2 separate regions of the Homo sapiens genome follow, and region 1 is linked to region 2. Evidence: chromatin loops called from intact Hi-C (ENCODE). Cell type or tissue: PC-3. All regions are shown on one strand. Each heading gives the region's core, and the rest is flanking DNA. Links, peaks and the distances in the headings are about the cores only.

Region 1 (9,696 bases), core at 3,077-5,576, 62 kb before region 2:
TATAATAAGAAATGAAAGATTGAGGCATCCAAGTAAATGTTGGAAAAGTAAAAATATAAATTTTAATCATCTATATATGGCATTTCAAAAAACGTTATTTATCTCTAAATATGGACTGAAAGACATTTAAATCTTATTTTCTCAATTCTGATAAATATGAGCAGACATAGAAAATTATATCCTTGTAGGTTTGAAACTCAGAACATACTAGGCATTTTGACTTTACAGTCCATAGAGCAGAGACTTTGCAGTCTGAGAACCCTGAATTTGATTGCTAGCTCTACCACTTAATAGCACTGGAACTTTGGACAAGTTACTTAAAGTATCTGATTCTCAATTTCTTCATTTGTTAAATGGAGATAATACCAAACTTAGAGGATTACTCTGGGAATAAAAAAAAATCAAGTGCATATATCATACAGTGATTAGAATATAGTAACAACTTAATCAAATTGTACCTTTTATCACTGAAGTATTGAAAATATGTTTCCTTTTCCCCTGTTCTACATTACATCTACATTTCAGACTCAGGAACTCAAATTTTCATTAACCAGGATGAATAATTAAATATACCCATTTTTTTGGAGTTAAATCTTTTAAAAATCGGTTTAATGATAGCATTGTAAAGGACCTCACAGATTCGCTACTCCAGTGTTATCCTTTAGGAGGGGAAGAAAACAAGGCCCAGGGAGTTAAATTGTTCAGGGCTTCCACACTAGCACACAAGTCAAGCAAGGGACCAAAATACCACAGACATAACTTTTAGCTCCATCAATTGATGGGACAGTTGTGTGAAATTTGATTTATCATTTAGGACTTGATATTTACATTTCAAAATAAGGTAACACTTTTTGTTTGTTTGTTTAAGTTTTGGTTTATCCTTCCTGTTATCTCAAAAACAAGTGGGGAATTAGTAAAATATTTACTTAATTTATTGAAAGCAGTCTGTAGGCCAGTCATGTAACTATTTGAAAAATGGAAAGGGTAACTTCTTCGTGAGACTTTGCCGACAAGAAAGAACCTAAGTATCCCTTGGTGTACAATTCCAATGAAGAATATTTATTTCATAAACCACATATGGGTAAACATATTTCTGGAGTAAAATGTTGAAAAAAATTTGTTTAAATCATAAACCACATATATACTACTACTCATCTTGAAAATGCAGGCTTCTTTTTAAATAAATAATTAGCACTATAATTTTGTTTCTTCAATCAGTCTTTATATAACACAAACAACAGGACCATTCTTCTAGAATTTCTATCACCTTTAGAGAAGTTAGATAAGAAATGAACAAGTCTAATTACAAGAACTCTCTAACAGTTTTACCCTACCCAGAGTGAGAGCCTAAACAGTCAATATAGAGAAAAATTTTAAATAGATAAAAAGCATTACTTTTAAACTCTGTCAGCCCATATAATCTGTTTCCAAAAACAGTCCCTCAGCAACCTGATAATACAATAGACTAATGAAGGACAAAATTTAAAACATTTTAAATAAGGCTTTATTAACAAATACAAAGATTTCCATATACTTTTAAAAAACAAATTAAAACTACTGCTGTTAAAACTATTCCATTTTCAATTTTTGCTTTTTGTCCCTAACTTTGGTCCATAAATTGATATATCAACAACTGAAGTTAAAATTTCTTTATTTCTTTTTTTTTTTAAGACGGAGTCTCGCTCTGTCACCCAGGCTGGAGTGCAGTGGCACAATCTCGGCCCACTGCAACTTCCGCCTCCCGGGTCCAAGTGATTCTCCTGCCTCAGCTTCCCAAGTAGCTGGGATTACAGGCGCGCACCATCACAGCTGGCTAATTTTTGTATTTTTAGTAGAGATGAGGTTTCACCATGTTAGCCAGGTTGTTCTCAAACTCCTGACCTCAAGTGATCCACCTACCTCGGCCTCCCAAAGTGCTGGGATTACAGGCGTGAGCCGCCGTGCCTGGCCTAAAATTTCTAAATCTATAATTAGCATAACAGTCAAAGTTGGGCATGGTGGGACACATTTGTAATCCCAACACTGTGAGGCTGAGGCAGATAGACTGCTTAAGGCCACAAGTTTGAGAACAGCCTGGTCAACATAGTCCCTAAAAAAAACTAATTAATAAACAAATAAGAAAAAGGAAAAAAGTCAAGAGAGAAAGCACATAAAATGTTCCTTACTTCTCCATTTCCATGTTTTTATAACCATTTATCTAACTATCTATCTATCTATCTATCTTTCTATCAATCAATCAATCAATCAAAGACAGGGTCTCCCTATGCTGCCCAGGCTGGTCTTGAACCCCTGGGCTCAAGGGATCCTCCTGCCTTGGTCACCCAAAGTGCTAGGATTACAGGCATGGACCACCACACCTGGCCAAGCTTTTAAAATTACATCATCTCCTATTAGCTTTTTTAGTAGAAATTCATTTTGCAATGTCTAAAATCTACAACAATTAAAAATGCACCTGCATTCAACAAAAACTGCTGAGACAATTGGTTATCCACATGGAAAAAGTTAACCTTACAACCTCATCTCACACCATACATAAGAATTAACTCAAAATAGATCACATAGTTAAACATCAGGGCTAAAATAATAAAATATTTACAAGAAAACATAAAAGAAAATCTTTGAGACTTGGGCTAGGCAAAGATTTCTTGCCTATGACATCAAGAGCATAGTCCATAAAATAATTTTAAAAACTAATAAATTGGACCTCATGAAAATTCAAAACTTTTATACTTCAAAAGACACAAGAAAATGAAAAGACACAACAGACTGGAAGAAAATATTTGCAAAATATATCCATTAAAGGATCTGTATCCACAATTTACAAAGAATCCTCACAACTCAACTTATAAGATGACAAGTAACCCAATTAGAAAATAAGCAAGAGATATAAACAGACATTCCATCAATGAAAATACATAAATGACTAGTAATTACGTGAGACAATGTTCAACATCATTAGTCCTTAGGGAAACGCAAAATTAATGCCTCAATGAGATACTATTTCGCACCCACTAGAATGGCTATAATAAATCAGGCAGACAATAACAAATGTTGGCAAAGATACTCAGAAAAGGGAACTTTCATACATCTTTGATGGGAATGTTATAAAATGGTGTGACCATTTTGGGAAAGTGTTGCAGTTTCTCAAAAAGTAAAACATAAAACTACGATATGACCCAGCAATTCTACTTCTAGTTATTTACCCAAGGTGTATGAAAACATATGTCCACACAAAGACTTACATGTGAATATTCGTAGTGCCATTATTTATAATAGCCCAAAACTTGAAACCATGACCATCAACTGGTTTTGTATAGACAAAATGTGGCATATCCACACAATGGAATATTATTCAACTATAAAAAGGAACAAATTAATGGCACATGCTATGTCATGCATGAATCTCAAAAGCATTGTTAAAGAAGCTCGACACAAAAGATGACATATTGAACGATCACGTTTATGAAGAAGAGCCTAGAAAAAGCAAATTTATACAGGCAGAAAACAGATTAGTGATTTCCTGGGACTGAGGGTAGAAATGAGATTAACTGTGAATGGGTATAAAGAATCTTACTGTGGTGTCCTCAAATGTCCTAAAACCTATCTATAATGATGGTTGCAACATTTGGCAAAATTAGTAAAAATCACTGAATTGTACACTTAGAATGGATGAATTTCATATATAAAATATACCTAAATAAGTTGTTTTCTTTTCTTTTCTTTTTTTTTTTTTGAGATGGAGTCTTGCTCTGCCGCCCAAGCTGGAGTGCAGTGATGCAATCTTGGCTCACTGCAACCTCTGCCTCTCGGGTCCAAGTGATTCTCCTGCCTCAGACTCCTCAGTAGCTGGGATTACAGGCGCCTACCACCACGCCTGGCTAATTTTTGTATTTTTAGTAGACATGGGGTTTCGCCATGTTGGCCAGGCTGGTCTCAAACTCCTGACCTCAATTGAACCGCCCGCCTCAGCCTCCCAAAGTGCTGGGATTACAGGTGTGAGCCACAGTGCCCAACCATAAAGCTGTTTTCTAACAAAAAAAAAAAACATGACTTTTTGTTTCGCTTGTCCCTTGAAGAATTATATGAGTAACAATTGTACTAATCCTAATCTTGGATAGGAAACCATGGTATCACTTTTGAGAGGATCTAACACAGTGTTAGGAAAACTCCTTCAACTGGTTGTTCATTGGACAGAGGTTCTCCAGGAAAAGAATTTCTCATAAATCAAAGTTCTTTCTGTTTATATTTTAAGAAGCCAGTGCCTGGAAACAATTCAAAAGTACATACAAGAGATTTAAGTTGTCTTTGGCAATGGACTGATTGATCTGATGAGTATTCTACTCTACATTCAGATTACAGTATATGAACTTAAAAAGACAAGCAAAAACTTTTAACACAATATGAAAGGACATAGGGTTAAGTTATATAACTTTGTGTGTACATGTCCAAATGTCAAAGGCGCTGTTTGCTTGAGCAACTGTATAATGTTGTAACACAATAGTCCTTAATAATAATACTAAATGACAAGTAACATTACAGGCATTAATCCAATCCCTGGATTGTCCTGTATTCATCTTAAATACATTCTAACTATCCACTCTACTTATAAGGTCTTTCAAAAATAACCCAGGACTTTATAACCCTCACAGGACAGCAAAGAATTTTACAAACTTTTTAGGTCTTTGCAAAAATACCACCTTGTCTGACCACCTTATTGAAAACTGCCAACCTCACAAGACTCTCTATCTTCCCTTCCCTGATTCGTTTTTCTCAATAAAATTAAACATACCTTTTACATATATATTCTGATTACTGTCTGCCTTCTCCTACTAGAAAGCTAAACAAAAAGATCTGTTTTTTCCTTGCTGTATCCTCATTGCCTAGAACAGTGCCTACCACGTTGCAGGTGCTCAGCGTTTTTTGAACACATGAATGAGTATTAAATATGTGCAAGAAAACAGGAGCTGATTCTTACCAAAGGAATGAAAAATGAGTCTCTTCTACTCATTCAACAGCCTTGACTTGGGGTTAAAATATGAATTTTACAAGGAAATAGAGACCTCAGAATAAAATTTCCAGACTGCCTACCCAGCATTTCTTCAGCAAAGAGAAAAAATAAAGGTCAATATTTCACTTATAATTCTGGATTTGCAACAAAGTATTTTTAATAAACAACTGTCTCTATTCTGGAGAGAAGGCAGGTTAATTAAATCACATGTGACTAATTAACAAAAAAGAAAACAAATGAAAGTTCCATACTTAACTATTCTTACTAGTTACTTAACTCGAATAAAGTATAACATTTCAAAAGCAGCCTGTTTTTCTACATTCAAAAGGGGATCCTATCTCCATGAAGACAGACCTTAGCAGAATATGCCTTAGCAGTCCTGACCTCCTCAGCCTCAAATCCTCCAAACACCAAGGAAACTTTTTCTCTCCCTTACCCTAGAAGTCTTCCCATAGCCATTTTACAAACACAAACACCTTCAGACCTCTCTGTTTTAATTAACCTCTGACCCAATCCAGCTGCATTCCAGCGTTAAACAACACCCCAGGAAGAAAGACTCACAACCTCTGGCCCCTGGAGCATCCCCCAAACAGTCACCCCCAACAACCGAGAGTCCTGGAACGTGAAGGAATCTGGGGATGGCAGGGACCTCCCAGCAAGACCAGAATTGGAGGACATCTTAGACTTCACTCTGGTACTGACCATTTCTGTGTGACCTTGGGCTTGTTACTACATCTCTAGGGGTCCTAGTTTTCTCACCTTTAGGGTGAGGACAACATGTTGACCAAGTCACTGTGAGGATTCAATGAGATTCCATGTAAAGCACCTAACAGGGCACCCGGCACGAAACGGCGCCTCAGTCCTCAGTAGCGTGGATGATCCCCGCCCTAAGCCTACAGGCTCAGAGCTGGAAGGCGCCTCGCAGAACGAGTCCAGTTCTCCCGATTTTGCAGAGGAGGACACTGAGGTCCAGAGAACACAGAAGTGCCTTGCTCCGACCTCCAGAAAGGCAGATGGGCGCGGAACCTGGAACCCAGGACGCCCATCCTCAGCTCACACCCCCGCCCTCTTCCCTGGACCCTGTGGGGCCCGGGCGCCGGTGCCAGGCGAGGCGGTGCGCGCCACCCTCCCGGGGCCCCAGCTCCGCGCGACCCGGGACCGCTCCACCTGCCGCCGAGCCCCGCGCCCGCCGGAGGCCCGGGGCTCCCGCCTCTCCCCTCGGCCTCCCGCAAGTCAGGCAGCCCCGCACAGCGGTCCGGAGCGCGTACTCAACTCTTCACTTTGCCGAAGGTGCCGACGCCCAGCGTGTCGCCCAGCACGTAGTGTCCGATCTTCACCCGCCCGTCGTGCTTCTGCTTCTCAGCCATCTTCGGCGCGCGCGGCCTCGCTCCACCGCCTGCCGCTCCGCGTAGCCGCCGCCGCCGCCGCCTACCCACAGTGCAGCGGGCCCTGCGGGCGAGGGGGCGGACCCCGAGCCGCGAGGGGCGCGGGGCGGGCGCGGGGTCCCGGGAGAGGGCGCTGGGCGCTTCGGGCCCAGGTGGGAAGCAACGGGCGAGCGGCGGGCGGGGCGGGGCCGAGGGAGGGAGCGCGAGGCGCCCGCTCCCGGGAGTGAGAGGCTCCTGCGGCGGAACCCGAAGCAGCGACAGCGGGGGCCGGGGACGCGGGGCGCTGGGCGGGAGTGCGGGAGGGGCTGCGCCAGATGCGCGGGGTCCGAGTGAGGGGCGGAGGCGACAGGTGCTGCGAGGGGGGTAGGCGAGGGTGCCGAGGGAGGCAGGAGGCCCTTTCTGAGGAAAACCGAAGGGGGTGAAAATAGGGGGTGAGACTGGGGCCCGATCCTAGGGAATGGAAAGACTTGGAAGTCAAACTGGAAGAAGAGACGGGCCTCGCATGTCGGGAGCGAGGGGCTGTAAAAGGGAAGAATCGGGAGGGGAGACTGCGGGAAGGGCCCTGGCCAAAGGGGCAGTGGCAGGAGAGCCTCTAGGAAGCTCCTCAAGTCTCGTCTGAGGCTTTTGGATACAGGTCGCGGCACAGGGAGAATGCACGCAGCTCTGTGCTCTCTTGAATTGTCCTCCTCTACTTATTCTGTAATTCCCAATTATTTTGTCCTATAGATGGAAGAGACCCTCTCCGCCAGAGCTCTCAATTTTAACTAATTTGCCCACAGTTTTCCAAAAAATCTCAGTCACGGTATTTGCTCGAGTGTTTTTTAGCACATGCTTATATAAATATGTAGTTTTACCACGCGCTTATATAAACATATAGTACCGAAATGTGATACAGCTGTACAAGAAGGAAATGGGAAAGACGTGGAAAGGGAAACAATGTTCTGCCCACAGAAAGTAAAATACGTAAGCGACAGAGGAATTGTGAAGGGCGAGGCCAGTATAAGGTCACATATTAAAGGAAGAATAAATGTGATATAGAAGTGAAAAGAGTGGTAAGAGGAAATTAGAAGCATGATGCCTAGGCAGCGTGTTCAAAGACTGACCTCCCCACCCTCCCCCACAAAAAAAAAGAAAAAAGACTGGCAAAGAATTAGGTAATAAAGCGATTATCTCTGCCTCTCTTCCTTCTCTCCCGCCCTTCCTTCCCTCCTTCCTTCCTTCCTTTAATGTTGTCTCATTCTTTAATGTTGTTCTGTCTTTCAGTGATTAAAGTTTATTTGCTTCTCACCACACACACAAAAAGATTCGTATACAATATGTTTGTTAATTAGCTTGACTTATAGCCATTCCACAATCAATATATTTCAAAACATATACATACTAAATATATACAATTTTTATTTGCCAATGAAATAAAAAATTTTAAAACAGTAAAAAAAAATTCTGTTTGGGGATAAGTAATTAAGGATTAGTCAAACATTTATAGCACTGCATGCCAGTAGAGTTTCAAGGTCACATTCCTCAAACATGAAGTCTCTTGAACACTGTTTATATGTAAATTGAAATGTATTGATCAAAAAGAATAGGACACAACAAAACTTTGTTTTCTGATAAGTACTAAATATAGAAATTTCAAACATTCATTCTCATCCAAACATCAAGACAATCTGATGAGAGATGATCACAGCTTATAAATTATAGATATCACAGCTGTTAAACAGAGGCTATTTTTGTTCATTCTTCAGATCATCTTTCTTGCTGACAAGTATCATCTAGGAATCACTCTACCTCGCTGGCAATTTTGAGAAAATAGCCAGTTATTTTTGTGCTGAACTTTCATCTGGTTAAGGGTCATTCCTTCAGTAGTCAAGTGAGTAAGAAAAGACCTATTCTGCTTTTGAGGTATGAGATGTATATGTCTTCTGCTCTAATATCCCGTTAAAAGATGTTGAAAAGTCTTCACTTGAAGTTAGATGATTGCTTTCTTGAAGCTACATAAAGACTAACTGTAAATTGAGATTTCAAAGCATTTCGTACTGTCTTAACTATTTGTTGATAAATACTGTAAGTTAAATTATTATATACTTCATAACTATGATTCTTACATAGCTACTGTGGACTACCTTATAGTTTTGTTACTATGTGAAACATCTATGATACTTTGTTGATTAAGAAGTTCATTTAAACACAATTATTTAATTGTCATAAAAGAAAGATTATTATTCCCATTTTATAGATGATAAAACTTAGTTTTTCCCTTTCTGATTTGCCCAGGGCTAAAAAGTGGCAGAGTCAGAACTCATATCCAGTTCTGACTTGTCCTTCAGTCTGCCTACTATACCGCAGCTGCCTATGCCAAAAGAAAGTATGGTGCTCTAAGAAAGTTAAAAATTGTCACAGTTGTGGTTCCATTTTCATATTTTTATTATTTCTTGGGCAGTCCAATAATATATCCTATAAATTTGTAAGTATTTAAACTACTTTTTGTTGTTTTTCTGACTTTTATTTAGAGGAAAGGTTGAATGGTAAGTGGGTAAGAAGGACAACTCTTGGTGGCAGTACTCAGCCCTCTGTTGTCCTGGACACTTCAAGATAAGGTTCCATATTTGCCTCTTCCTATTCAGCAGTAGAAAACTCGACAGTTAATCAGAGTAGATCTCCTTAAGGGTCATGCCTCTTGGAGGTCTCACCCCTAAAGATGACCTGGTAAATGCAATGTTCCCATTTTATTATCTTCCAATGAAGGTTTCACGCCGCTATTGTTTAGTACCAATCTCTAAGACCAGTGCCCCAGGGAGGTGTTCAGTTCTTAGCGCTGGTCCAACTATTGCTGCTTTACCCTCCTGCTTCTGAAACTTTGGGGTTGTTTTACCTTCAAATATTCTAAAATAAGTCCTGAGTAGGACATTAATGCAAGACCACTAAACTAATATACTGTACTAGACACCATTGGTATTATCAGTAACCAATTATTTCAAGTCTTTGCTCACAGTCACCTTCTTGGTGAACCCTACCCTGGCCACCCTATTTAAGTTGCAGTTTCTTTTTTTTTTTTTTTTTTGTAATTTTTTTTAAATTTTTTTTTTTTTTTTTTTTTTTTTTTAGAAGCAGGGTCTCGCCATGTTACCCAGGCTGGTCTCAAACTCCTGGACTCAAGTGATTGTCCTGCCTCAGCCTCTCAAAGTACTGAGATTATGGGCGTGAGCCACCGCACCAGGCCTAAATTGCAGTTTTATCTCACTCATGCTCTCTGCCCTGCACTCTCATCCCCTGACCCTCCTCAACTTTTTTACATAGCACTAG
Region 2 (6,428 bases), core at 1-2,500:
ACCATCTAGTCACAGGAAAACAAACTCAGGGGTCCCACTGATTCTACATTATGGTGAGCTGTATAATTATTTCATTATATATTACAATGTAATAATAATAGAAATAAAGTGCACAATAAATGTAATGTGCTTGAATTATCCTGAAACCATCCCCCCACTCCCCTCCCCGGTCCACGGAAAAATTACCTTCCAAAAAACCAGTCCCTGATGCCAAAAAGGTTGGGGGCTGCTGCCTTACACAGACAAAGTTTATTCATTACAGATTAATTATTAACATCTTAGCCTTTTCACAAGATGGCGCTGAAGATGAAGAAGGAAGCTCCTGCCCCCACCGAAGCTGATGCCAAAACAAAGGCTTTGGCCACAAAAAAAAAAAGATCCATATGGCACCCTCTTTCTGGTGGCCCAAGGCACTGTGGTTGTGGAAGCAGCCCAAATATCCTTGGATGAGCACCCCCAGGAGAAACAAGCTTACTCACTCTGCCTCATCAGTTCCACTGACCACTGAGTCTGCTATGAAGAAGATAGAAAACAACATGACAATCGAGATGGATTGATGGATAACAGAATGATAGATATGTGATAAAACAAGTAGAATAAAGTATTAATGGTGGATTCTAGGGAGTGGGCATATAAATGCTCATGGTAAATTATTTTCAACTTTTCTGTATATTTGAAAGTCTTCATGATAAACTATAAAGGAAGTAATGTGCAAAAACGAAAAAGGAAACAATTATACACTTGGGTTCATTGTGGATATCAAGGCCAACAAACAAGCACCAGATCAAACAGGCTATGAAGGAGCTCTATGACCCTGATGTGGCCAAGGTCAACACCCTGATCAGGCCTGGTGGAGAGAACACATATGTTCAATTGCCTCCTGATTTACGTTTCGGATGTGGCCAACAAAACTGGGATCATCTAAGCTGAGTCCAGCTGGCTAATTCTAAATATTCACCAGAAAAATAATCATTTAAAAGTAATAGTAATAAAGACTTGATGGCTCCTATCTCAGACTGCCTGGGTTCAAATCCAGGCTCTATCACCTGGCAGTTAAAGTTACTTAACTTTCCTGTGCCCCAGTAGCCTCATCTGTAAAATGAAAAAACCTTCCTTACAGGGATGCTTGGAATATTAAAGGAGTTAACACGTATCGAATAATTAAAGCCTAAAGGTTCAATGAGGACAGGAATTTTTGTTTTATTCATTGCCATATCCCTAGCTTATAGAAGAGTGTTTGGTACATAGCAGATGCTCAATAAATTTCTATTGAATGAATAACCAATATTAGGATAGTCAAAATCGAATCGCTGTTGGCTATTATTTTATGTTTGCTATAAAAGTTCTTAATTCCCATTTCAATCATTCCCCATCCCCCAATTACTGCCATTTTCACTTTGGGAGCCATGGCACTTTCCTATAATGACACAAGATGGCAGCATCACTCTCCTTTTAAGTTATCAGCCAAGCTCTAGTTGACCAGTTTTGGAAATTCTCTGAAGCATCTTTATTTGCAAGTTCCTCCATCCGTTCTAATTTTTTTTTTAATGAACAACATTAACTGTTTGAATTACCATAAGATTAGCTCTTAACTGCTCTAATTTCTAGCTAAGAAAAGATTACTACTTGTAAAAGGGTAAAAATGTTGACATGAATCCAAGACTGCTTTCCAGTACCACTACGATTTTGTGTTCTTAAAGCTCCCTTTTTGTAACAAAAAAACTGCTTGACAAATTATGAAGCCAAATGTGTTTCAGAGACACAAGGTGCAACAATGTTGTTCCCTTCCAAGCCTGTAAGAAATTACAAACAAAATACAACTTCCCCTCTGTCTCTTTACTAAAGACATGAAGCTAATTCTTCAGTCCCTCTAAGTTACTCTGTGAATTCACTGTTGAACAGCAGAAATTTCTGAGCACCTTTGAGTGTGAGACCTTGTGGGGTAAAGAAAAAAACCTTAGTTTAGAAATTAAGAGACCTGGATTCCAGTGGCTCTTCAGGAATCTCCTCACCACCAACTTTAATCAAATCTCCTATCTTTCCAAGATTCAATTTCCTTATTCTAAAACAAGGATAATAATCTCTGCCTTACCTATTCGGAAACAAGATCAGTGAATGTAAATAGCATTATAAACTGTAAGGGGTATAACTGTATTATAAATATTATAAACTGTAAAGCATTATACACTTCACCCTGCATGAGCTAATGTTAGAATCATTTTCATTTTACCTATGGGGAAAACCAGTTCTATCCAGTTAAGTGAGCTTGCCTCAGTTTTCTCATCTGTAAAATGGGACTAATGATAGCAACTCCACCTACTTCAGTGAGTTGTAAAGATAAAAATAAGATAATAGATGTGAAAGTGCTTTTAAAATGAAAGTACTTTCACTTGTACTCTCACAAGATTATTAGCTTAAGCAAATGGCTTTTCTTAGATTTCACAAACAATCCTGAAGAAAACAACATATAAGTAAATCGTTCAAGAAAATAAGTATTTTGAATTAATACTTTCTGAAACCTCAAGAAATTGCATATTTTAAAAAGACAGGAGTTGAGAGGCTGAAGATGTTATTTTATTCAGGGAAGGATGACTACAATTAAATGGTTATATTCAAGGTGGTACTTGATAAATGCTTTTTAAATAGCTGTATTTAAATGAGGTATTTTGTAGAAATAAAGTGTTCATTGAAAATATTAACATTCAACTTGCCAGACGCAGTGGTTCACGCCTATAATCCCAGCACTTTGGGAGGCCAAGGTGGGCGGACCATTTGAGGACAGGAGTTCAAGACTAGCCTGGCCAACATGGTGAAACCCCGTCTGTACTAAAAATACAAAAATTAGCCAGGCTTGGTGGCCATGCCTGTAATCCCAGCTGTGGCACGAGAATCGCTTGAACTCAGGAGGGCTGCAGTGAGCTGAGATCGCGCCACTGCACTCCAGCCCGGGTGGCAGAGCAAGACTCTATCTCAAAGAAAAAACAAAATTAACATTCAACTAATATTTATTGATTGCCTATTGTGTACCAAGCATTTTCAAATGTATTATTTCATTTTATACTTTTAAACCCTCCTCACAACTACAGAAAATGTCAGCCCCATTTAAAAGTTGAGGAAACTGAGGTTCAGGGAGGTTATTCAGCTTGCCTCAGGTCAAACAGCAGAAACCCTTCTGCTAATCCCCTGCCCCTTCCTGCCTTTTCTCAGGAGTATTACGGTAGATGTTTCCATTCAGTCCTCTGGAAGCACTCGTGATATCAAATCCAACACTTATAGCAGCAAGCTAGCAATTTTTGTTTAGTAAAAACCAGAGGTGGAATATGAATATAACAGTTTGGAAGAATCTGGATAAACAGACTCTTCTTAGTCAAAATGTCTATGTCTTCTTAAGTTAACTTCAATGGCTTAAGAAACTTAGGCTCTTACTTTTTGACCATACAATTTTATATAAAAGGGACTCAGCTACTTTCCTCTTCAATATTTCTAGAGCCAATTCATACCTTTTCAAAACTAAAAATAATTAATTATTAAATATTGGGAGTCAAAAAGAGAGAGAAAGAAAATTATGAGGTAACGAGAGATCTTAGAAATGAAGGCCATTTAAATGTTGGGAGGTATCAGTTATGTAAGAATGATGTGCTGTTGTTGTCACACACAATAAGTCAATCTTAAAAAGGCATTTATCCCTGCTGATATTATAGTTTTTATACAGACCAATTTAATGAACTGGATGTCATTTTGATGTGTGAATTTTGGTAAGTTTGTTTGCCAGAAATTCTAATTACTTAATTACCTTGAAATGACACCATTCTAAATTATCAAGTCTGTTTTATTGCAATTTATTTGCTGGTAAGATTATTCAACTTTAGGGTTTAAGGCAAAGAGGCCTTCAAGTTTATATGTCTGGTTAGCTGCTTTATTTCCCATTATCTAAAGAAATATGTTGACACTATATTTTATTACTTGTTCAAATCAGTTTTATAATAACAAGTATTTGTAGCGGTCCTTTGAAGAGTTACCCAAATATAATACCTGTTTGCATAGAACTACATACATCAATTAACACTATGATCTTTTAGTTATGGAAAAATAGCCCACAGAGCCTTATAAATGGAAATATAAAAGTCTTATTTAAACATCCATTTATTATCCCTTTTATCTGCTTTTGGAATAACAGGCTTTTTGAGACAGAGTCTCCCTCTGTTGCTCAGACTGGAGTGCAGTGGCATGATCTGGGCTCACTGCAACATCCACCTGCCCAGTTCAAGCAATTCTCGTGTCTCAGCCTCAGGGAGTAGCTGGGACTATGGGTCTGTACCACCACACCAGTATTTTTAGTAGAGATGGGGTTTCACCATGTTGGCCAGGCTGATCTTGGAGTCCTGGCCTCAAGCCATCTGCCTGTCTTGGCCTCCCAAAGAGCTACGATTATAGGCGTGAGCCACTGCGCCCAGCCAGTCTGACTTTTAAAAATATGTGTATTCTTAAATTAATAAAAGTCATTTCACAGATAAGGAAAAGCAGACAGGAAACATACAGGGAGGTACCTATAAAATTCATGTAGTTACTATTTCTTTCTTTGACTTAGGATTTCACCATTATTGATTGTGGTATTAAGGTCAAGGCTCTCGCCTCATGGAGCTAACAATGTTTGAGGGACAAATTATGACCACTTGCAAGTAAGACAAGCCACTATATTCCACTGCACATGACCCTGTCTTATTATTTCACTTTGCAAGTAATTTCATGATTTGCAAAGTGAAGTAATCAGATAGGGCCGTGTCCAGTGGAATAAGACCTTGAGTATCTACTCAAGGTCTTTTAGAGCTCCAAGGAGGGAAAGATCAGAGAGGCCTGCAGTTTCAAGAAAGCTTGCTTTTAGATTGGAATTCCAAAAGCATGGTTTGGTGACTAAGAATTTCAAAGATGACTATAATTACAAAGACAATTGAGTAGGCAAAGACCCTGGAATCCTGAATTCCTCTTAGAATGTCAGTAATTATGAACCTGGCCTTGTTTTGTTTCCACTCTTTTAACTTTTCAAGAGAAGGTGTTTCTCAAGAAAAAGCTATCTCAAGCATCTGCCTTCTGAACTACCCTGGCTTTTACCTGTGCTATTTGAATTGAGAGTGCTGTGTGTGATTTGCAGTTGGATGCTTCAGCTCCAAAACTTCTTGGGAGAGTCAGATCTTCTTGCTTCCAGAAGATAGCAATGTTGTCTTTCTTTGCAAGCCCCACTTACTAACCGGTGCTAACTTGAGCTTAATTCAGTACACAGCAAATCCCGTGCTAGGTACTAGAGAGATGCCGCGGCGCTGATAACCTACACAGTTTGCTAGTCTTTACCATCTGTAACACCAAATCAGGCTGACATAGGCTCATGCCTGTAATCCTAGCACTTTGGGAGGCCGAGGCAGGCGATCATGACGTCAGGAATTTGAGACCAGCCTGACCAACATGGTGAAGCCCCATCTCTACTAAAAATACAAAAATAGCCGTGTGTGGTGGCACGAGCCTGTAATCTCAGCTACTCAGGAGGCTGAGGCAAGAGAATCCTTTGAATCCGGGAGGCGGAGATTGCAGTGAGCCAAGATTGAGGCACTGCACTCCAGCCTGGGCGATAGAGTGAGACGCCATCTCGGGGGAAAAAAAAATAGTTAGAAGCAAAGAGTTGACAGTGAAGTTAATTCTGTGCAGGAATGAAGAAAGTACTCAGAGAGGAGGTGACATTTCAGAGGATACTAAAGCAAGAGAAGCATTTCCCTAACTAGAGGAGGAAAGGGTATGCATTATAGGCAGAGCGTGCAGGAGAGCAGGGGTGTGGAGTGTGAAAGGATTGTACCAGAAAGGGCAATTGTACCAGAAAGGGTTGATGGTGGCTGCATATAAAGTTATCAAAACCCAAAACAAGTCAGTGTAAGAAAGAACATGATTCATATAATGTATCAAAAAGCTACAAATATTTCCATTTCTGAATGCACACAAAGAACCACCTGGAAAAAACATCCATTTATTGTCCACTGTGCCCAGGTCCATGCTAGGCACTATAGAAGATACAAGGGAAGGCCCTTGCCCTGGAAATGTTTATTCTCTATCTGGAAAAAAGATTAACTCACATAAAATAATTAAAAATAAGATGCCAGCCTCTAAGGAAAAATGTTAGATTGTCTGAAACTCAAGCAGAGAGCATTTTGGCTGCCCTGGAATTCCCCATAGTAGTAGAATTACTCTTGGGGCCAAGAGAGGGGTTGCCTGAGACTCCTTCACCCAGAAAAAAGGTAATTGCTAACCCTCACAGAGCACTTCCTATGTACTGGGCACTGTTCTAGGAGCTTATACGGATTAACAAATTAAGTCTTCACAACCACCCTATATGAAAAGGAACAGTTATCTCTAGTTACATACGGGGAAACTGAGGCACAGAGTCA

The links. Peaks named below come from ENCODE experiments on the same cell type or tissue, not always from the same donor. Only the 100,000 strongest peaks of a DNase experiment are listed, where the experiment ranks them.
Region 1: it touches region 2 in a loop (2.7-fold over the local background); 3 of 110 quality-filtered maps call a loop at or near these places.

What each region holds. Positions count from the first base shown.
Region 1 is chr1:56,642,067-56,651,762 of GRCh38, reverse strand. It overlaps PRKAA2 (protein kinase AMP-activated catalytic subunit alpha 2), which reads right to left and starts at 6,449. Exons shown (of 9, transcript NM_006252.4): 1 at 6,282-6,449. The coding sequence starts at 6,375. LOC101929935 (a long non-coding RNA gene) reads left to right here and starts at 6,445. Exons shown (of 3, transcript NR_135111.1): 1 at 6,445-6,545; 2 at 8,139-8,263. In PC-3, for the core only: no CTCF peak of the experiment used is centred there; no DNase peak of the experiment used is centred there; H3K4me3 peaks cover 993 bases.
Region 2 is chr1:56,580,109-56,586,536 of GRCh38, reverse strand. It overlaps the pseudogene RPL23AP85. Among named protein-coding and RNA genes, the nearest start is that of PLPP3, 3.8 kb to the right of the region's middle. In PC-3, for the core only: CTCF peaks have their summits at 315 (motif pointing right) and 1,414 (motif pointing right); a DNase peak (open chromatin) is centred at 1,436.